2 separate regions of the Homo sapiens genome follow, and region 2 is linked to region 1. Evidence: chromatin loops called from intact Hi-C (ENCODE). Cell type or tissue: GM12878. All regions are shown on one strand.

Evidence for each region. Hi-C counts contacts between places; a loop is a spot of excess contacts. Peaks named below come from ENCODE experiments on the same cell type or tissue, not always from the same donor. Only the 100,000 strongest peaks of a DNase experiment are listed, where the experiment ranks them.
Region 2: a loop joins it to region 1, with 4 times the contacts of the local background. A loop is called at or near these places in 6 of 110 quality-filtered maps.

What each region holds. Positions count from the first base shown.
Region 1 is chr1:110,627,700-110,635,699 of GRCh38, forward strand. It overlaps a transcript of KCNA2 not described here. Among named protein-coding and RNA genes, the nearest start is that of KCNA2, 25 kb to the left of the region's middle. RefSeq lists enhancers at 3,603-3,742, 4,123-4,172, 7,034-7,223. In GM12878, a CTCF peak has its summit at 3,248 (motif pointing right); DNase peaks (open chromatin) are centred at 3,282, 3,822 and 7,302; H3K4me3 peaks cover 537 bases; H3K27ac peaks cover 3,501 bases.
Region 2 is chr1:110,722,690-110,730,689 of GRCh38, forward strand. No RefSeq gene overlaps it. Among named protein-coding and RNA genes, the nearest start is that of KCNA3, 52 kb to the left of the region's middle. In GM12878, no CTCF peak of the experiment used is centred here; a DNase peak (open chromatin) is centred at 4,182; H3K4me3 peaks cover 915 bases; H3K27ac peaks cover 1,663 bases.

The sequences.
Region 1 (8,000 bases):
AGAGACATCTAGGACTAACATAATTATAAAAAATGTTAATACAACCCTTGAGCCCAGAAGTTCGAGATTGCAGTGAGCCACGATCCCACCACTGCACTCCAGCCTGGAAAAACAGTGAGACCCTGTCTCAAAAAAAAAAAAAATAATAATAATGCCAGGCTTGATGGGGACAAAGTGAAGAGGGAGAAACTCCTATGAGGTGGACAGGAAGTGACATAGCAAGAATAGGAAGTGGGAAAAGAGGGTACTGAAAGTAGTGCAATGCAATGCGGGAAACATATTTAGAGGGACTACTCTTGGGCAACACTGAATTTCCTCATTTCTTGAATTCACTAAGATATGGATGATTAAAAGGCCACTGTTAACTCCCAAGTTAGTCTTATTGTTTGGAGATGATGGTGATGGTTGAAGGGCTTTTAACTGATCACAAGTTGTTCTTGTGCCCTGATGGGGGAAAAGACAGTATTTAGCCCTGAGCATTAATGGTCCTGGGTGCTGCAAAGGCCAGGAAGCAGTTCTCCATTCTGTCCTCCACACTGGGTATATCTTGACTGGGAGTTTGCATCCAGTTTTGATCCATGGACTTTATAAAAAGAGGGAGCAGTGGGAGAGTGCAGCAAAGTGGGTGGGGAATGAAATGCTGTCCCCTTCTTCCATGATCGCCCTCTGAAACGCCATTCATCTTGTTAGGTTCACTGTGAAGAAGCCTCCTGGGTGTTAGAATGGGCCTGACCATCCTCCGTATTCCACTGGTTTCCACTTGGTGACAGTACTCACACAAAGCTATTTTGCATAAGAGAAATGAGAGAGCAAAACTCCCTCACCCCAGACTGGGAACTCCTTGAGAGCAGAGACCCATTGTGTCCATCTCTGTACTGCCTGATGGGGGCCTTGTCCAGTGTCCGGCATCTGGTGCCTGACTTAAACAGGTGCCCCATAAATATTTGTTGGTTGAGGCGTCTCTGTAGAGGACTGGACAAGAGGTGATGACTTGAAAGAAGGCAGGAGGTCAGATTAGATGCCCCACTGCAGTGCTTCTTTGACACTCTAGACTTCCCACACATTATCACCAATCCCACAGAATTCGTCTGTACATTTTAGGCCTCTCTCCCCCAACCAGATCCTTCAGAGCAGAGATGGACTGACTTGTGCTAAAAGTAGATACTAAATGATTGTTTATTGAATACATGGACACAGCTTCATAATCCTGTAGATTGCTTTAGAGCTCAGCAGAGCTGATTCCCCTGGGAATCATGGTGGTGCTGCACCATGCCTGGTTTTACCTCTTTCTTGGCAGCAAGACCTGATGTGTTCTCCTCAAATTTGCATTTGATATCATTCATGTCCCAGGCTAGATCCCTGAGGATCTTCAAGAATGGCTCCCAAATGTTGGCTGCATATTAGAATTGCCTGGGGAAGCTTTAAAATTCTAGTGCTGAGGTCACATTTTGGATAAATTAAATCAGAATGTCTTGGGGTGAGAGCCTGAGTTTAGTGGCTGTTAGTGATCCCCAATTACCACCAAATCACCAAATGATCCCCAATCAGCGAGTGATTTTTAAGGTCCCCACCAATGGCCCCAAGATCATCATTCCAGACAATCCCCAATGGATATGAAAGTTTGGGAACTACTGGTTTTGGAAATGCATTTTTATTATAGAAATTGAATAAGTCTCAATATATCAGAAAATTAATAATGAGACCTATGTCCCTGACACAACATAAATGGAGGTGCCACTGTAGAACATTTATCAAAGGATCTGGTGTGATAGCTGGAATTTGTCCAGATGCTGTTAACGTTTGTAGACTACCCTGAGAAGCAGCTCAGTGAGGCACCTCTTCCTCAGCACAGTTACTCTCTCCTTCCCCTGTGTGTATTCAGCACTTTAAATTATTTGTTGCTATGTTTTTCTCCTCACTAGTTGTGAGCAACTTGAGGGCAGGAACTGTGTATCTATAAGCACACTGAGCATCTGGTGTCTGACCCTCGGTGGATGACAGACACCTGTTTGTGGCATAAATGTGTCAGTGAATTCACTCATTAATTTATATACTCATTCAACAAATGATGATAGTAACAGACAGAAATGTATGGTATTGGCAGAAAACAGGAGTTAATTAAGACGAGAGAAAAACGAGGAGACCGAATTAAACACAGGGAAGTAAAAGCTGAAGAATAAAAGAAAGAAAAGGGTATTCATTTATCATTTGAATTCATGTAATGCAGTGGTGGGTAGGTTTGACTGGAAGAAGCGTTTTTTTAAATCAAATGGACTCAAAAGTGAGTTAACATCTCTAAGTGCTCTGTACTTTTTTTTTTTTTTTTTTTTTTTGAGACGGAGTTTTGCTCTTGTTGTCCAGGCTGGAGTGCAATGGTGCCATCTTGGCTCACCGCAACCTCTGTCTCCTGGGTTCAAGCGATTCTCCTGCCTCAGCCTCCCAAGTAGCTGGGATTACAGGCATGCGCCACCATGCCCGACTAATTTTTGTAATTTTTTTTTAGTAGAGACAGGGTTTCTCCATGTTGGTCAGGCTGGTCTCAAACTCCTGACCTCAGGTGATCCGCCCACCTCGGCCTCCCAAAGTGCTGGGATTACAGGTGTGAGCCACCACACCCGGCCAGTGCTCTGTACTTTTTCTCCTTTTTAGGATATTTAGTTACAATTAAAATAAATGAGTTACTATGTATTATTTGCATAGCATCCCTTTTCTCTTCCAAGTTCTAGAAAGTCAGAACCTACTTGTGGCACTCACCTCCGTGTCCCCAGTGCCCAGCACAGCATGACACAGAATGGGTGCTCAGTAAATATTTACCAAGCTGTTCAATGGATTCATGGTTTCAGTTCTTTCTCCTATTACCCAAAATCATCATGTCATCTTCATCTCAAAGTTGTTATGAAGAATAACTTAGATAAAATACATAAGCACTGGGCGCATGGTAGGCATTCAGTAATTGTTAAGTCATTATTATAATTGAGAAAAACAACAGACACTAAGCACCTACTTTGAAACAGACCTTATGCTAAGTGCTGTGCAAAAAGGGACAATCAAAAGTGCCAAGAAATTGCATCTTTCAAAAGCTGTATGGATTTGAGGACCCCATTGTCACTGCCTCCCCCTGCTCACTCCCCAAAGAGCCTCAGCAAACTCCAGTATTCACTCACAATCATCTGTCCCCCTGGCCACACCCCAGGCAGCCAGCCCCGGAACCACTAAGCCTGGTCTTCCTTTCCACCACCACCAGATGGCAGCACAAAGCCCACGGATGGACAACGCCCCGTGCAGGAGGGCTGCTGTCTCAAGCACAGGTCTGGCCTTGGTCGGCTGTTTGGGAGTTACACTTAATGCTTTGGGATTGGTCCCTTCCTTTCCACTTCCAAGCCTCAGACCCCATCCCCTCACCCTAGAGTCACTTCACACCTGCAAGGTCCTCATTCACAATCCTTCGCAGAGTACCTGGAGTGCCTTCCTTTAGCCTCCATTCCATTACTGATCCCCGGGTTGCTTTTCATGAAGGTGTCAAATCCCTTGTCTGGCCCTTGAGGTGTCTCCCCATCGCAGCTCGCCTCACTCTTTGCTGCACCCCAGCAATGGCCTACCAGTCACCTCCTGTTCTCTGTCTTTGCTCACATCATTCCCTGCCTGTTATGTCCACACATGCATGCTCACCCTTGCTGCCCCTCCTCTTCTCTCACCAACTTGAAAGCCCAGCGGAGGCTCTCCTGCAGAAGTCTTGGCGCTGGAAACCAGATGATGGCTCACTCTTCTATGTGCCCCATCACCACTTCCTTTCTTGGTCAGCGCTCAAAGGGTTTCAGGTTCTAGGTGACCTGGTTGCATGATGCTTCATCAACAATCTTCAGGTGTTTCCTGTCACCCCAGCCAGGGAGTGCAAGAACGGGTTTTTCTCTTAAAACAGAAACTGAGCACTGCAGACTAGCAGGGGTGGGTTAGCCATGCAGAGTTAGAAAGAGCAATCAGCACTTGGAAAACATGGCAGGAGACAACAGGGAAGGCGAAGGGAGTTGCGTACAAGTAATTCATTATGACTGGAGCTCAGTGTGCAAGCAATAAAAGAGAAGTGTATGGAGAGGGTAGCAGGGACCAGATCTTACAAGGTCTAGAAGGCTCTGCCAACGTTATTTGGACTTTACTTTGGAGGTAGGGGAAACTTAAAGGATTTTAAGCCAGAGAGGTGACATGACTGGATTTTTCTATTAAGGAAGATCACTCTGGCTGCTGTGGGGGATGGACTGCTGAGGGGGCAATGACTGCAGGGGTAGGGAGACCACCTGCCGGGAAGCTGTTGCAGTGGTCCAGACAGAGAAGATGTGGGTATGAACTGAAAAGAGATACTGCAGGGATGGAGTCAGTAGGCTAAACAAGCCCTGTAGACCTGTTGAGTCTGAGGGGTCCATGGGATACCTGAGTGGGGAGTGCAGTGGGATTTGGATGTTCCTGCCTGGAGCTTGGGAGATAGGCCTGGGCTGGATCTAGAAGTCTGTACGGATGAGGCCTCTGAGATGTATGAGATTATGCAGGGGGTAGGGGTGCATGTAGAAGAGAAGAGAGAAAAGTGGGAACATTTAAAAGCCTAAAGACAAGGAGGAGCCAGAAAAGGAAATGGAGAAGGTACAGCCATAGATAGAGGAGGAATCAGGGGAGAGTGATGTCTTGGAAGCCACAGATGAAGGCTGGCTCAAAGGCAGCTGAGAGGTCAGGCAAGAAGAGACTGAATGTGTCATTTGGAGGAAGCAACACGGAGGTCACAGTCTCAGTGGAGCCATGTTGGGCAGAGGCGGAGCTCCATGGGTTGAGTGAGTGGGCAATGAGGAGGCAGGAACGGGCTTATAGGTACTCTTTGAAGACATTTGATTGTAAATAAAATGATGAAATTAGGTGGTAGGTGAAGGGAATGTAGGATTAAACAAGGTTTTATTTGTTTAAGGTTTTTCATTTGTTTTAACATGGAAGAAACTTATGGAGAGAAATAGATACAAAATGAGTAGTTGAAGATGCAGGAAAATAAGGAGAGAGAATTCCTGGAGGGCAGAAGTAAGAAGGGATTCAGAGCACAGGTGGAGGGGCCATGCTCAGATAAGACCTGGGACACTTCTTTATTTTTATTTTATTTTTTGAGATGGAGTTTTGCTCTCGTTGCCCAGGCTGGAGCGCAATGGTGCAATCTTGGCTCACTGCAACCTCCACCTTCCAGGCTCAAGCGATTCTCCTATCTCAGCCTCCCAAGCAGCTGGGATTACAGGAGCCCACCATCATGCCAGACTAATTTTTGTATTTTTAGTAGAGATGGGGTTTCACCATGTTGGCCGGGCTGGTCTTGGACTCCTGACCTCAGGTGAGCCACCTGCCTCGGCCTCCCAAAGTGCTGGGATTACAGGTGTCAGCCACCTCGCCTGGCCCAGACCTGGGACACTTCTTTGATGGTAGGAGGTGAGAATGGATTGGGATTGGCTTTGGCTGAGAGTACAGAGGCTGGCTGAGGTTAGGGTCCTCAGGCACCTGGAACTGAAAGGTCTTCACTAAGACAGACCGAACTCTGCCCAGATCCTGGTGAAAAGGAAGGACGTGGCAGTACTTCCTCTCCTTGTGGCTATGGGATTTTCCCTATTGGGACCCCTAGACTGGGTAAAGGAGTGAAAAGGCCACCATGTTATTGATGCAGGGTGGGACTGTGCTGGTGAGGGAGCAGGAAGGGGGTTGCTGGAGTTGGAAATCTTGCAAGAAAGTACTTAAAGCAATGCCTAAGGGTTCTGGGCTACTGGACTGGTGGGAGTGCTGACAGCAGGACACTGATAGGCTGGGGAGAGAAGACAGTGCTCAAGGGTGGAAGGTATCAAAAACATGCCAGAGACCATGCATATGGGATTCAGAAGCAAGAAACTTGAAGGCAGAGAGGTGAGAGTGGGATGTTTGAGTTTAAAATTCCCAAGGAGTGCAAGTCCCGTCAAAGTTCAGGATGTGGCCTTGAGTGGGGTCCCCAAGCAGAGTCAGGGTGTAGGAGCCTGGAGAGGAAAAGGTCAAAGGTTTTGGTCCCCAGGATTCTGGATGTCAGGGTGATAACTGAATTTGAGGGGAAGCCTGGGAGCCAGGTGCCAAGGCCTTTGATGGCTGAGGAGGGAATGGGTGGGCAGCTCTGAGAGGGGGTCTTGTCGTGTTCTAGATAATGAAAGATGAGCAGGGGATGCCTCAAAAGGCCACTGGATGTAATCCAGCCCTAGGCCAGCTGGACTTGGGTGACTTGCCTGAGGACAGGCAGCAAAAAAGTGGCTGAGACAAAATAAAAATTAACTTTATGTCTGTAATCACTTACTCTTCCAACCCTTATGGACTGCCGGTCTGTACAGATGTTCTGGTTCACTAAAAGCTTGGTTGACAAGACTTTTTATTCTCCTGAATTTGTAGTACATATTCACCATGTGACCTTGGGAAATGCATGTCATATTCTACCAGCCTCAGTTTCCCCCTCTGAATGCCAAGAGGCTGACCAGAGTGGCAAGTTTTCAGCCTTGTCAGGTGGACCCCAGCGATTCAGTGAAAGAGGCTAAAGGTACCTGGGTGGTGTTGCAGAGCTGGGGGGTGGGAAGATTACAGGGAATCTGCAGGGGATCAGTTCCTGGCCCCACCTTGGTCTCCAGCTGAGCAGCTACCCTTGAATCTGCCAGAATTCTAGACTTCTGCATGAGATTTTGTTTGGAAAGAGGATTCTGCTGCCTAAAACTGTGAAAAATCATGATCTTGCCTAGCCCTGACACTGCGTGAGCCTGTTGCCTTCCTGTACTGGAGGGTGTATCCTTGGCAGTGTGTCCCTTCTGCTTGCCCCAGTCAATTTTAATGCCTAAGCACTTGGCAGGAACATGGGTAGTGCCAGGACCTCTGTAATGCACTTGGCAATGAGCTGATGCTCTTTAGTGGTAGTTGTGACGCCTCTCAGAAATCTGACTTTACTAAAGTGGTATTGATGGGCCAAGGGCTTGGGTGCTCCTCAGTGACCTTGATGATGAATTACATCTGGGATCCAGTGAGTGGAACAGACAGGTTCTTTAGCTGAGGAACAAAGCCCAGGCCTGTTCTTCATCACTTAGCACCAGCTGGGATCCCTTGTTGCCAGGCTGGCAGCTGTGAGGGATCACTTGGCCACCAGGAAGACTTCCCAGCTGGGACTGTTCTGAAGATTTGTGCCAGAGAAACTACATCTGTGAGTCACTGCTCAGGGGAAAACCCAGCTGCTCGGCTCAGCTCCAGCCCCAGTGGCCCCGGGGAAGGACCAGAAGGCAGAGCGAGAATAAAAGATAGGCTGCTTTGCTTTTCTCAGTTTCCATAGCAGGTTACCGTATTTGCAGTTCTTCATTTCATGAGGGAAGTTGAGAGTGGGACTGGAATCAAAAGAGGTACTCAGATGGTGAAGCCCATAGCTGTTGGGTGTGGAGGTTTTGGCTAAGCCACCAGGGATACTTCTCTGACCCTCTGGATCCTTACTTTGACTCATCGCCCTTTTTTTTTTTTTTTTTCTGATCCACAGGTGGCTACAGCCAGGTTCATAGTCTGGCACATGGCATTTTCTGGACAGTGAGAATCAGGAAATGGGGGTGAATCTTAGAGTGGGTCTGATGAATCGTGGGAAAATCTCTCAACATTGAGACAGAGATACTGGAAGGAGCTTGAGATTTGTTTTATAAGAAGAGGGATTCTTGGTGTCATGGCTGTCTTCTCAGAAGGGAAGATCGGTCAGGTGTGGGCCTGAAAACCATGGGTGTTAAAGGGCTGACCCTGGAACAGTCCCTGCAAGGATAGGGGTGGACCATCAGGACAATGATGGGAAAGTGCTGGTGTTTGGGATGTCACTTCCCACAAATTGACAATCACTGCAGAGGCCAAGAAGCCTCCCACTGGGTTTGGGGGGTCAGTATCTCTTCAATTAAACTAAGGCAAATTCTTAGCTGCCAAGGAGGCCAGGTGACTTTGGGTTCTAGTCTCAGATG
Region 2 (8,000 bases), 95 kb after region 1:
ACATGCTCCAGGAAGAGGGACAGGCGCAGAAGCAAGGGGACACCAGACTGGAACAGATGGACTCATGCAGTTGTTCCTTGATGGCCTGTTCACATATAGCATTTGCCATGTCCCACAAATGCAGAATTCTGGTGGAACCACAGTGCGTGGAAGTTCCAGGAGACTGAAAGTGGTGCAAGGTTAAGTGTGTTACATATGTAATTGAGTAATCAGGGGTGCTGACAGCCCGACAGGCCATGCCTTCCATTCGAACCAGAGCTTGCTTCACATAGAAAGAAAGCAATGGCTTTCTAAGGAATGTGGACAAGTGAGGAACCCTATCATATCCTTCTTACTCATTTCTTCCCTGTGTTAACCAACCACTTACGCTGAAAATGATGACACAGAAGAAAGGGAAAGACAGGACAACCCATAGTTCCTTTTCCTTTCAGCCCTTCCTTACTCATCAGTAAGCTGAAGGTCAAGAGTATTGATGGAACATGCACGTTATCAAGAAGTAAAATTAAAACAGTTGAGTTAGTTTTGTGCAGTGTTCCCGCTGCTCTGGTAAGGACAAAATATATACGCAAGTAAGAGCTAGGAAATATGAACTGTGTAATTTCAATGATTCCACGTATGAGTCAAATGCACTTATTTTCATTTACAACTAACACTACACAACATAAAGAATAGTAAAATTCATACTAATAATTAAATTTTAAATTTTTCTTTACTTAAAATGACATTAAATATCAAATTAAAAACATCATGACTAGTAAAAAAAAATTGTGGAAGAAAGAAAAAGTTTTATGCTTTGGTGACCCTTAATGGCCTTATTTCCCTCTGGTTTTTGAACAAGGAGCTCGATATTTTCATTTTGTACTGGGCCCTGAAAATTATGTTACTGGCCCTGGGTGAGATGGTTGTTTATATTTGTATGACCAGGGTCAAAAAACAGTCTTGGAACCACAGGAGCAGGGAAGATTCACCAATAAATTGATGAACACAAGTCTTCATCATTACCCACACACACTCACTGGCCCCTCAACATTGGTAACAATGGCCATGGGTGGAGAGTTAAGAAGATGATAACTCCCAGAAAACTATGCTTTTTCTGCTGATAACTCTTCAACATCTCACCACACCCAATATCTCTGCTTTTGTTAACAAACCATGAACTGCTTCAAGTTGTCATACCCTTTCTCACTGTCTTTCTTCTGATTGGAACGGCCTGGTGAGAGCAGGCTGGTGGGAACACACACCTTCCGAAAGGCCCTCACCACAGCAGATCACTGCTGGCGTCCGAGCTACTTCCTGCTTGTCCTGTTGTGTCCTTCATCAGTGACCGCACTCTTGGAGTGCTTGCCTCTGGCTCCTGTTTTCCACCCATTTCTCAGCCTGGTAACTCCTGGTTTCCAGTCTTAGTGGGCCCACTGCTCTGCTCCCACCTCCTGTGATAGGGTCGGGAGAGCCGCCAACCCCACTTGACTCCTGGACCCCATCCAGGCTGTGGTATGTGCCAGCACCATCTTCCCAAAGGATGCTGCCCCTCCCTGAGGCTCATGGTATAGCTCTTCTCCCATATTCATACCCCCGTCTTGAAGCCTGGCCCACATAGGGTTTCCAGAAAGCCTTCCCCGAACCACTAATAGAAACCCTACTATACTCACACCTTCCTTAAGAGATACTTCACAAACCCAGTTTTGTGCGGTGCAAAGGGGATGAAATCAGAAATAACATAGGTTTAAATCCTGGTTAACTAACTGATTTTTGAGTCTGTCAATAAACCTCTCTGTGCCTCAATTTCCCCATCTACAAAAACAGGATTGTGATACTTACCTCATAGGATCATTGTGAGGATTATGAGAAATAGCACAGGCAAAGCACCTAGGTGCTGCCTGGCATGTCCCAGCACTCAGTAAAAGCTCCCCCAACACTTTTCTCCCCCTGCTGGGGTTGGGCACCATGCCTTATTCATGCCTTTATTCCTTGCAGCACCTAGAGTAACATCTTGTGGCTGGCAGATGATCAATGCCTGTGGATTGAATTAAATTAAAACTTTCCTTGTGTTACACTGTTCTCTCCATGTCCCCAGTTGTAATATCCTCTTAAAAGTATCATCGCTTGGCTGGGCACGGTGGCTCATGCCTGTAATCCCAGCACTTTGGGAGGCTGAGGCGGGTGGATTACAAGGTCAGGAGATCGAGACCATCCTGGCTAACACGGTGAAACCCCGTCTGTACTAAAAATACAAAAAAAAAAAAAAAAATTAGCTGGGCGTGGTGGTGGGCGCCTGTAGTCCCAGCTACTCGGGAGGCTGAGGCAGAAGAATGGCATGAACCCGGGAGGGGGAGCTTGCAGTGAGCCGAGATCGCGCCACTGCACTCCAGCATGGGCAACAGAGTGAGACTCCGTGTCAAAAACAAACAAAAAAAAGTATCATTGCTCAGCTTATAAGTTCTACTTCATGTTACTGCAGATTGTGACCCCCAAATGAAGTAACTTTTGCTGTTCCTTCTTATTAAAAATAATACATGCTCAATATATAAATAAAAATACAAGCAAAAAGAGTATTAAAAAGTCTGATAATTCTACCCACACAGACATAGCTAGTATTAACATCTCTCCATTAGCTTTTCAATGCAATGCAGCTATTATATCTATGTGTGTGCATGTATACATGTATGTATAATATTTTGCTGAGGGAGGAAGGTGGAAATAGCATATTAAGAGAGGGATGTGGGCTTTAGAATAGAAAAAATTCAGCAAGCCTGTGCTCTGTGAGTGTGAAAATAACCACTGGTGTCTACTTAGATTCAGTAGGGTGGGAGTCTTGCTGGAAATGCTTTTTAAATTTCTAGTGCCATAATCTTTCTTTCATCCAAAGAGGAAAAAATGAGTCTTTACGTATTTTTTAATGTAGCGATAATTATCATTCATCAGCATACTGCACACTCTTTATTTGGGTGTTTATTAAGGATCTATTTCATGCCAGACGCTGGAGTTGGCACTAAAAACAAGGATACGGTTACTGCTCTCAGTGAGTTTTCAGTCTGGTGGGGGACACACATGAGAAATAGCACAGGCAAAGCCCCTGGGTGCTGCCTGGCATGTCCCAGCACTCAATAAAAGCTCCCCCCAACACTTTTCTCCCTCTGCCGTGGTTGGGCACCATGCCTTATTCATGCCTTTATTCCTTGCAGCACCTAGAACAACATCTTGTGGCTGGCAGTAAATAGGTGGGCAAGATTATCAGATTTTTTAATACTCTTTTTGCTTGTCTTTTTATTTTTATATCGAGTATGCATTATTTTTAATAAGAAGAAACAGCAAAAGTGACTTCATTTGGGGGTAAGAAAAGTAAATAGGTTACCACAGTGCCATGTGATAAATGTTAGGAGGTGGGAACCACAGGATGCTGAGGAGCATTCAAGGTGGGGGGACCAAACCCAACTGTGAAGAATTCCCAGAAAAGGTGGTATCTATGCTGAGTCTTCCAGGGAAGGTCATAGTTTGTCAGGCCATGAAAATAAGGGGTAGAGAAAAAAATAATTCCTTGGAGAGGGAAGAACATGTGCAATGACTCGGAGGCAAAACTCTGTGTGGGGACTGCAGGTGCAGAGTGGGAGGAGCATGGAGTTGGAGGGGTGAAGTGCAGAGAGATAAGAGTGAGAAAGGCCTTGGATACCACGCTCATGAGTTTAAACTTTGTCCTGATGGTTAAGGGGAGCCACTGAATTCTTTGAAAAAGGGGGTGTCATTATTTGTGGGGTTGAATGTAAACAGCTGGGTAAATGGGTCTATACTTCTGGAGACAGATTTAAGCTGGAGATGTAGACTTAGGAGTTATTTATATACAGATGGGAGATGAAGTTTGGGGTGTAAATCAAATCCCTAAAGAAATCTATAATGAGAAGAGTGGCTGGAAACACTGACATTTAATGAGAAACAGAGGAAGTTGCCTGAGAAGGATTAGCCAGAGAGGTAGGAGAATAACCTAGAGATAGTAATGTTTGGGTACCAAGGAAAGAGAATTGTGTAGATACAGGAGGAAAGAATCACCAGCTGGGGAAAAAAGGGTCAAGTTAGATAATAACTAAAATGATATTACTTGAATTTGACAACAGGGTCATTGGTGGTCATAGTGAGAACAGTTTCAGGGGAGTGATGGGGTGGAAGCCAGATTGTAGTGGGTTGAAGAGTGGGGGTGGAAAGAGGAAATGAAGGTAACAAATATAGACAACATTTTATGAGGTTTCACTTCAAAGGGGAGAAAAGAAATAGTGCAGTAGCTAAAGTAAGACCTGTGATTGGAGGAAGACTTCATTATTTTAAGATTTAGAAAAGCTGTTCAAGCAGATTGAAATACTGATGGGAAGAAAGAGAAAGTGAAAGAGAGAGAGAGAAGATAATTCTTCCAAAATGCTTTCATATTTATTCATTTGTTTAGCATTACACAGTTCACTTAGGAGGCTATTAATCTTTTTTCCATTTTCAGGCAGAAAAACTAAATGAAACCCAAAACAATGAAGTGAATTCTCTAAGATTGTATGTCAGGAAAATGAAAGTGATAAGCTTAAACTCTGGGGTTCCAACAGACAGTAAAGATTCAGGAAGAAAAATGCATTTCCATCTGTAAAATCCCTTGAGCCCAGAGCATATCCAAGGTACTATGATCATCATGCCCCCAACTCCCCCACCCTCGACTGGGAGGGGAAGCCAGTCTTGTAGCTCTTATCAGACTGTATTGAGCTGAAGCTTTAATGAGCAGCAGCAATCTGTTATTTTCCTCTTGTTTGCCTTGCAAGTTGCTCTTTTAATTCACATCAAGAGAGGGAGAAGGAGATGAATATTAAAAGCGCACATCAAGGGACTGAGCCAGCCAGGGAGACAGGGAGCTCTTCAGTATGCAGGGACAGAAGCAGGAGTTTGATGTGAGACAGGAACCATTGCCCTGGAGTCTGCTCCGGTGTCTGACAAGCCTGCCCTTGGGAAATGTTGCTCACTAGAGTTGCTCTGGTATTGGGAAAGGGTTGTTTCTGGAATTGTCTGCACTGTGGGCTTGGCTGACTCTAGAATGACAACAGAAAGAAAGAAACTATTTCTGAGACTTTGAGAGAATAATTTATTATGATGTAGAAACCAAAGTGTGGGGGAAGAGTTTCTGTAATGGGACATCTGACCTAAAAAGAGCAGTAAGTCCCACTGGTCTCAGATGGTTTGGGTGTAGGAAAGATGGAAGGAAAGGGTCTCAATGTCAAGAGTACCAATATTTTTTTTAGTCTCTATTCAGTAGTGAGGCTCTGATTCTCCAAGTTAATTTCATAAAGTGGTGAAAATCCAGAGCAAAGGCCAGCAAACATTTGGGAATTGTTTGCTTCAGCTGGTCCAGATGACCCTATAAGGGACTTATCTTCTCTATAATCTGAGAACTTGGAAGAATAAGAGCTTAATAAGGGTGCATAGGAGGTTAATCTTATCCCCAAGTACTGCAATAAATGCTCACCATCAGAATCACACAGAGGTTTGTACTTGCTAATTCAGCCAAAGTCAGTTCTTGGGAAGACCTCAGGGTTATTGGCTGACTGTAATGGTGTAATGGGTAAAGGCCAGGATTGGTTGATTGGTTGTTAAGGGTAATAATTTTGTACCAAGCCCAAAATTATACAGGGCTGGCATCTTCAAGTTCTTGCACTGTGCATGGATTTGGTAAATTCTTAATAAATCTTTGTTAAATGAGTGAATAAATAATCTTGGTTTCTTATTCCTTTATTCAAGTGACCTATGCCAATTCAATTCAACAAATATTTATTGAGCACCTACTATATAAGAAGAACCTAGTAAGCCCTAGGGAGGCAAGTGTCATCCTAGTTGTAGCAGATATTGTCAGTACCTGTGTAACCACCCAATGGGTTCACCTTGCCTGCTGCCTAGACAGAGCCCATTTATCAAGACAGGAGAATTGCAACAGGGAAAGAGTAATTCATGCAGAGCTGGCTGTGTGGGAGACTGGAGTTTTATTATTACTCAAATCAGTCTCCCTGAGCATTCGGGGATCAGAATTTTTAAGGATAACGTGGTGGGTGGGGGGCAGCCAATGAGTCAGGAGTGCTGATTGGTCAGGTCAAAGATGAAATCATAGGAAGGCAAAACTGTCTTCTTGTGCTGAGTCAGTTCCTGGGTGGGGGTCACAAGATCGGATGAGCCAGTTTATCCATCTGGGTGGTGCCAGCTGATCCATCAAGTGCAGGATCTCAAGCACTGATCTTAGGCTTACAATAGTGATATTATCCCCGGGAGCAATTTGAGAAGAGTCAGAATCTTGTAGCCTCCAGCTGTATGATTCTTAAACCATAATTTCTAATCTTTTGGCTAATTCATTCATCCTACAAAGGCAATCTAGTCCCCAGGCAAGAAGGGGATTTGGCCGGTGGTGGTGGCTCACATCTGTAATCCCAGCACTTTGGGAGGCTGAGGCAGGCAGATCACGTGAGGTCAGGAGCTTGAGACCAGCTTGGAAAAAGTAGCCAGGCATGGTGGTGCACACCTGTAGTCCCAGCTACTTAGGAGGCTGAGTCAGGAGAATTGCTTGAATCCGGGAGGCAGAGGTTTCAGCGAACTGAGATCACACAACTGCACTAGAGCCTGGGTGACAGAGTAAGGCTCTGTCTCACAAAAAAAAAAAAAAAAAAAAAAAAAAAAAAGGAGTTTGCTTTGGGAAAGGCCTGTTATCACCTTTGTTTTAACTATAAACTTTCCTCCTATAGTTAGTTCAGCCTACACCCAGGAATGAACAAGAACAGCTAGGAGGTTAGAAGCAAGATGGAGTTGGTTAGGTCAGATCTCTGTCACTGTCTTAGTTACAATTTTGCAATGGCAGTTTCACCTGTGTCCATATTCCCTTGACACTCATGATATAAGCTGCTAGCTACTCACTGAAAGTGATAGGGACAAGAGGCAGATAAATTCTAGGCAGAAAAAGATGGGGTCCCTGGTGAATCCCCACCCTTAAGCCTAGAACTGCGGCCCAAAGTGAGAACATGCATTCCTGTTTTCCTGCTTGAATGTTGCCTTTGCCAAAACCACCCATGGCCCATCCTGCCCCCCATCCTGTACCCATAAAAACCCCACCCTCCACTGGAAAAGAGCAGACAAGAAGAGAAGAGGAGAAGCATCTGGATGTTGGAGACTGCAGTTTGACGTCAGAGGGAAGCAGCTTGACTTCAGAGGGATGGCTTGACTGTGGGACTTTGGAGTCCAGCTGCAGATGGCCAGACTTCAGGGTAAGAATACCTTTCCACCCCATCCCCTTTCCCACTCTCCCTCCCACTGAGAGCCACTTCCATTAGCAATAAAATCCCCTACATTTACTATCCTTCAATTGGTTTGTGTGACCAATTTTTCCCAGATGCCAGACAAGAGCTCAGGGTATAGAAAGCTGTCACACTGACCCTCTGCCCCTGTGAAAAGGTGGAGGGTCCACTGAGCTGTTAAACATTTAATCTGTCCATGGACAGGAAAGCTAAAAGAGCACTGTAACATACACCTTCTGGGGCTTCAGGGGTTGCAAGCACCTCCTAGATGTGCCCGTGGGGCAGCATGGAGTTTTGCTTCTGCCAGCACCCAAAAGCACTTGCTTTGGCTCCTGTACCCGCTCACCTGTGTGCTCCCCATCCCCTGAGGGGTTGAGAGCTGTGGACTGAGTAAGTGAGACACCCCTGCTGGGGGGCCCGTAAAGGGGTCAAGGAAAATTTCCTGTTTCAGAAGCATCTGTGGCTCTCTTTGTCTTGTGGATTTCTTTGGAGGCAGGAGCATGCTCAGCCTGTGCACAGTTCAGGTTTGAAGTGCAGGGAGTTGATGCTCCTGGGAGAAGTCTTCAACTAATGACAGATGGGAGTTGGGGGATAAATACCCTGACTTCCTTATCCCTCCACTGGAACAACTCTGAGGCTGTTTTGCACAGTCTCCCAGAGGATCCCAGTGGAATTGAGCCCCAGTTTCCCACAGCAAACCTATGTTGA